Regions from separate parts of the Homo sapiens genome. Here region 2 is linked to region 1. Evidence: chromatin loops called from intact Hi-C (ENCODE). Cell type or tissue: dorsolateral prefrontal cortex. All regions are shown on one strand. Links, peaks and the distances in the headings refer to the core of each region. The heading gives the core; the rest is flanking DNA.

Evidence for each region. Hi-C counts contacts between places; a loop is a spot of excess contacts. Peaks named below come from ENCODE experiments on the same cell type or tissue, not always from the same donor. Only the 100,000 strongest peaks of a DNase experiment are listed, where the experiment ranks them.
Region 2: it touches region 1 in a loop (2.5-fold over the local background); 13 of 110 quality-filtered maps call a loop at or near these places.

Annotation. Positions count from the first base shown.
Region 1 is chr1:30,379,046-30,381,950 of GRCh38, reverse strand. No RefSeq gene overlaps it. Among named protein-coding and RNA genes, the nearest start is that of MATN1-AS1, 340 kb to the left of the region's middle. In dorsolateral prefrontal cortex, for the core only: a CTCF peak has its summit at 1,379 (motif pointing right); DNase peaks (open chromatin) are centred at 1,420 and 1,760; H3K27ac peaks cover 614 bases.
Region 2 is chr1:30,104,924-30,107,828 of GRCh38, reverse strand. No RefSeq gene overlaps it. Among named protein-coding and RNA genes, the nearest start is that of LINC01648, 69 kb to the right of the region's middle. RefSeq lists an enhancer at 640-1,141. In dorsolateral prefrontal cortex, for the core only: a CTCF peak has its summit at 1,523 (motif pointing right); no DNase peak of the experiment used is centred there; H3K27me3 peaks cover 914 bases.

The DNA of each region.
Region 1 (2,905 bases), core at 174-2,673:
GAATGTCTTCTGCCATCATGGCATCCTCATGGCACTGCCTCTGATCCGGGAGCTCATGCCACAGCAGAGGAGGCGTGGTCACAGGCTCTAGTCCGTGGGGTTAGCTGGTCTTACAACACATCTGGAAGTGGCTGGCCTGACTGAAAGGTGGAATGGCTTCCTGAAGTCTCAGTTGTGATGCCAATTGGGAGACCACACCCTGAAAAGATAATGTTCTTTCTTGCAAGACACAGAGTGTGTTTTGAACCAGAGGCCATAATACGGTGCTGTCTCTGCATAGTCAGAACACCCAGGCTCAGGGACAAGGGGTAGAAGGTGGCGTGGCTCCTGCCACAATGACACCTAATAACCCACCCACAAGGACTTTGTTCCTGGTCACATTGTGGCAACTGTGTTCTCTGCTGGCTTAGAGGGCTTAGCTCCCAGGGACACAGCAATGGTTCCACTGAATCAGAAAACGAGACTGCCACCTGGCCATTTTGGGCCTGTGCCACTGAACCAACAGGGAAGAAAGAGGTTAATCTGCTGTCTGGAATGATTGCTCCCAATTACCAGTGGGAGACTGGGATGCTGCTGCAGTGTCGGGAAGAAGACCCCGTCTTGAAATCAGGGGATTCTCTGAGGTGCCTCTTAGTGCTCCCACGTCCCATAGTAAAGATTAATGGAAAACCACAGAAACCTACTCCCTGCCCAAATGAAGGCTGGATAGCAGAGCCTTCAGTAATGGAAGTTTGGGTGACTCCACCAAGCGGAGAATACTGACATCTCCATCTGAGCTTTGGGTTGAGACTGGGGGCGGGGAAGCTGGCGGGGGGAATATGGAAGGAAGGGTGGAGAAAGGTAGCCATACATATCAATGATGACCTCATGACCAAGTAGGAAAATTTGCATGTTTTCAATTTGCTTACTCTATGTCTGTGTTCACTTACATATGCTAGCTACTTTCTTCTTCTTTTTCCTTTTTCCCATTTTTATTCTATATACAAGTGGTTGGAAGTTAACTTAACAATTTAGTCTTCAGTAACAGAATAGTCAGTGAACTGTGACTGAATTTGAGGAGTAATTTATAGCCAGCAGTGGATGCAATGAGTCTTGGGATCATGTGCCTCCTCATTTTGGAGAAGGATCTTGTTCCCTTGTAAGACAGATAGCTGTCTCTTATGAGATGGAAATGATAGAGTTCTGTTGCTGTTATATGGGAATCCAAATGTGTGTAGAGTGTGTCTATGAAAGGTGAGCAGGTGTGGACCGTGCCAGTTACAAATTTATTGCCTCTCAGCTCCAATTCACGCCTCGTTGCCTGATCTGTGAAAGTGGAAATGGGTACCACTCTGAATATTTTTCATTTCCCGGTTGGCATGACATTAAATGTGGTCAGTAGAGGGCAGCAGAGAGACATTGCAAGAGGAGGGAGCTTTCCTTCCTAGTTCTGGTTTCTTCCTGGGTTAGGCAGGCTATGGCCGCAGGACTGGCTTCCTTAGGTCCCAGGTCCTGTAGCACAGGTGGCTTCCCCAGCACCCAGCCTTCTGGCACATGTGGCCTCTCTAGCATTCCCTTGGTCCTGTGCAGACAGCATTCCCAGGCCCAGCTCCTGTAGTACAGGCAGCCCCACCAGCTCCCAGCTCCTGCAATGCCAGTCCTTCCTCAGTGCCCAGCTCCTGCAGTTCAGATGGCTCCTCCAGTGCCCAGCTCCTGCAGTGCGGGTGGCTCCTCCAGTGCCCAGCTCCCGCAGTGCGGGTGGCTCCTTCAGTGCACAGCTCCTGCAGTGTGGGCGGCTCCTCCAGTGCACAGCTCCTGCAGTGCAGGGTCTTTCCCTGTGCCCAGCTCCTGCAGCCCGGGTGGCTCCTCTAGTGTCCAACTCCTGCAGTGCACGGCCTTTCTCATGCCTAGCTCCTGCAGTGTAGGCAGCCCCTCCAGTGCCCAGCTCCTGCTGTGCACAGTGGTCAGCAACTCCCAGTGGCCAGCAGCAACTCCCAGCAACCCCCTCAGGTGGTTCTGTAGCCACGTGCCTTCCGTGATTCACCTCCCCGTAAATGGTGTTTCTCTGGCATCCTAGAGAGTAGATTCCTGACAAGTTCTGGAGGGCAGATTCCAGCAAGTTCCACTCACGTGGCAGTATGGCAACTTCCTGTCCATTCAGTAGCCACAACTCTGCCCTCTCCAACAGGGCCTGGGTTTCAGCCGTGGGGCCTCCCCCTTGGTGGCCCTCTCTAGCCCCTGAGCAGTGGCTGCTCTTCAGATTGGCTGTTTCTGTATTCCATAGTGCCCCCGCCACCCTCACTAACGAACCCCTTGTTACTCCAACCCACTGTAGCAGTTAATAATTCTTTGTATTAAACTTTCCCTGTATGGCTTCTGTGTCCTGCTGGAACCCTTGCTGAGACATCGGGGCCGGTGTCCTGACAACCACCCCGGCAGAGCTTGGTCCAGCTCCACCACCAAACAGCTGCGTGGCCTTGAGCCTGTCGCCTCCCCTCCCTGGGCCTCTTCCTCATGTGGGAGACAGCAGCCTGCCCCCGGGCTGCTTCAAAGATGAAGGCGGGTGAAGAATGCGGCGGCGCTTTGAACCAGCGCATGGGAGGGGAGGGAGTCCATTTGACTCTCCTCGGAGTGCACAGGCCTCCTGAGAGGGTTCTTGAGATGGTCCCCACCCCTGCCTGCCCATCCTCCAGCAGCCTGTTTATCCCCTGTGCAGGACTTGATTATGGGGCTCAGCCAGCCTGGCAGGCCTTGCAGAACCCAGCGACTTGGGCTGTTAACTCCTTCTGAGCCAGCCCGTGAGTCACTTAGCAGATGTGCACACATGAGGATGGGGAGGCAGTGCCTGCAGGGGCCGAGAGTCAGAGCTGCCTTGCTGCCGGGGCTGGGAGTCAGGATGTGGTTGTGGGCATAATTCCCGCGGGAG
Region 2 (2,905 bases), core at 161-2,660, 270 kb after region 1:
TAATAAGATCTCAAATTATAAAACTGAGAGTCAAATGTCAGAATCACAGGATTTCAGGATTTCAGGGACCTCAACCATAGTCTTGCCCAAACACCCGAACAGCATCCAAGTCATTCTAACATGTGGGGGCGAAGCCCTCCAGGCAGAGGGAAGAGCAAGTGCAAAGGCCCTGAGGCAGGAGTGTGTGGGATGTGTTTGAGGAAGAGAAAGACCTTGTTCGACCTCCATGGGCTGCTAAGAGCCCGAGATTTTGGGGCATGTCAGGAATAAGGAGAGGATGCTCCCCACAGGGCTGGGCAATTTGAGGGCAGGTGCCCAGTACACAGTGGGTGCTGATTAAAAGCCTGCAACATTCAGTTCAGGGCCCTACATGGTCAGAGAGATCCTGACATTGGGAGAGATGCCTGGGTGTGAGGAGCCTGACTGGGAGCCAGGTCGGGGAGGGTAGGGAAGGGTCCTGAGGTGTTTCCTTTTGGAGAAGAGAAGGGGGCGCCTTCCAGGGGCCGTTGGTGTAAGGTTTGGGCTGCACATGGAGGCCCCAGGTGTGGCCCCAGATCATAAGGAGGTGGGTCTGGCCAAGTGGATGGGAAGATTGCCAAGTCACACAGACCCAAACTCAAGGCCAGGCAAGGTCAAGGACCCCTTGTGTGGCCCTGGGCTACAGGGGGCACCAAGAGAGTAGAGGACAGCCTGACAAAGGGGCTCGGGATTGTTCAGGATTTACTTCTGTGACACGTGAACAAGCTCAGAGAGTACCTGCCAGAGGCTGGGGCAATGCCAGCATCCTGGGGATGCTTTTGAAGGACAGTGCTCATCTAAATGTGGACATTCTGGGAGGCTTCATTTTGGCCAGTAACCTCAGGGTCATGCTGCAGAGAAACACCACGGGAGGCAGAGGTGGGAGGGCTAAGGGGTGGGGGAGCATGGAGTCAGGAGAGGCTTTGGAGAGGCGAGGAGAGGGTCACCGAGGGACATGTGTATGTGGGCCTCTAGAGGATTCAGAGAACACTAATAAATGTCCACTAACTAAGCACCTCGTCTACTGTGTGCCAGTTTATGAATGCATCCACTTGCAACTTTTCATACCTACTATGTGTCTGGCCCCATGCTGTGACTTGAAAAGACAGCTGGGATTGAGACAGATGTGGCCCATACCTTCATGGGGCTGTTGCTTGGGTGAAGTAGATGGAGGCAAAAACCCTTCAATAAACAAACAGTGAAACTGATAGAATGAGGTGTGTGCCACAAAGAAAACCAGAAAGGGCCAATATAGAACTTTGCCTCCTCACTGAATCCTCCAAAGCATCCTGTATTTACAAGATCCTATTATAAGCCCATTTTACAGCTGAGAAATCTGAGGCCCAGAGAGGTGAGTAACTTGTTCCACGCCCATGGCTGGAAAGCAGCAGAGGCAGGATCTAAGCCTGCAACCAGCAGACACAACAGACTGGCTGGTCAGCCCCACCTCACGCCTCTCCCTGAGGACATGGTGTTGTCAGTGGTGTTGGGAACCCGCCATCCACCAGGGGGACCACAGAGCAGGCGCTGCCCCGTGCTAAAGGGGCTTTAGAGTCAGCGGAACCTGGGTCTGAATTCTGCCTCCTTCACTTGCTTGCTGTATGATTCTGAGTGTGTTTACGGCATTTCCCTGTGTCTCAGTTTCCTCCTCTGTAAAACGGGAGTGATGACCTCTATCTTGGAGGGCTGTTGCAGGGATCAAATATGAGAAAGATGTAAAGTGTTTCTAGTCAGTGTTGAAAATGCTTTTCAGACACATGGGGCAGGAGTGTTAAAAGATGTGCTTCATGTATTTGAAAAAGGCCTATGTTCCCCCTCTCTCTGTCTCTCATTGCTTTCAGAAGCTCTTTCCTTAACCACACACGGGGTGGAAAGAACGCCTTGTCCAGAAGCCGAAGGACACTGAGGCTCTAAACTCCTGCTGTGTGGGCTGCAGCAGGCCACTGCTCTTCTCTGACCCTCAGTTTCTTCATCTGTAAAACTGGAACATGATGCCCCACTGGAAGGCTATCGTGAGGGCTGGACACGGCGATGTAAATTGAGGGCCAAGCGTGGAGCCGGCATAGAGTGGACACTAAAATACACCAGGCTGTTTCATTTGGCAAAAGGGGTTCAATTCTGTCTTTTAAACTCATGCACTTTGGCATATTTGGCTTCTAAATATGCAGTGAGGCAGGAAGAGCAATGAGTCTGGAAGCCAGAGATTCTCGTGCATCCATTCTCTCCTCTGTCTCAGCTTTGCATTGTACCTTGGGTGAGCCATTGCACCTCCCTGACCCTCTGTGTCTTCATCTACCAGACAGAAAAAATTACACTTACTCCTAAACCATAATGTTTGGCAAGACCCAGTGAACCTCACAAAGCACCCCCAAAAGGCAGGCAGGATGAGGAGTTCTCCCTGTTGAGCTGTGTGAGCTGCCCAGATTGATATGCCTAGAAGGCACCCCATTTGGAAGTAAACACAGGCTCCATTTAAGGATGCACGGAAGGTTGGAACACTTTATTCCTGAACACATTTATGTAAAATTAATTGCATCACCTGTTCTCTGCATCTTCTAATTGCAAAACCAATTAACTTTAAAATGCTCAGCACAGTGTGGCCAAGGGAAGGGAAGGCAAAGACCAGGCTGGCTTTGCAAACTCTGTGCCATTTGTAGTGGCCACAGTGGCCCTAGGAAGTCCCAGCCATTCCCATCTGCTGGCCGAGGAGGCCCTGTGGGATGCTGGGAGACTCTAGGAGATGAGCAAGACCCTCAGAGTCTGGGGCTGGAAACTTCCTAGCACAAGTGAGCTGAGTGGTCATGGGCCAGGTGATGGAGTGGACATTCCCCAGTGGTGGCCAGAATGACCCAATATCAACTGCCCCTCCACCCAGCACCCCCATTCC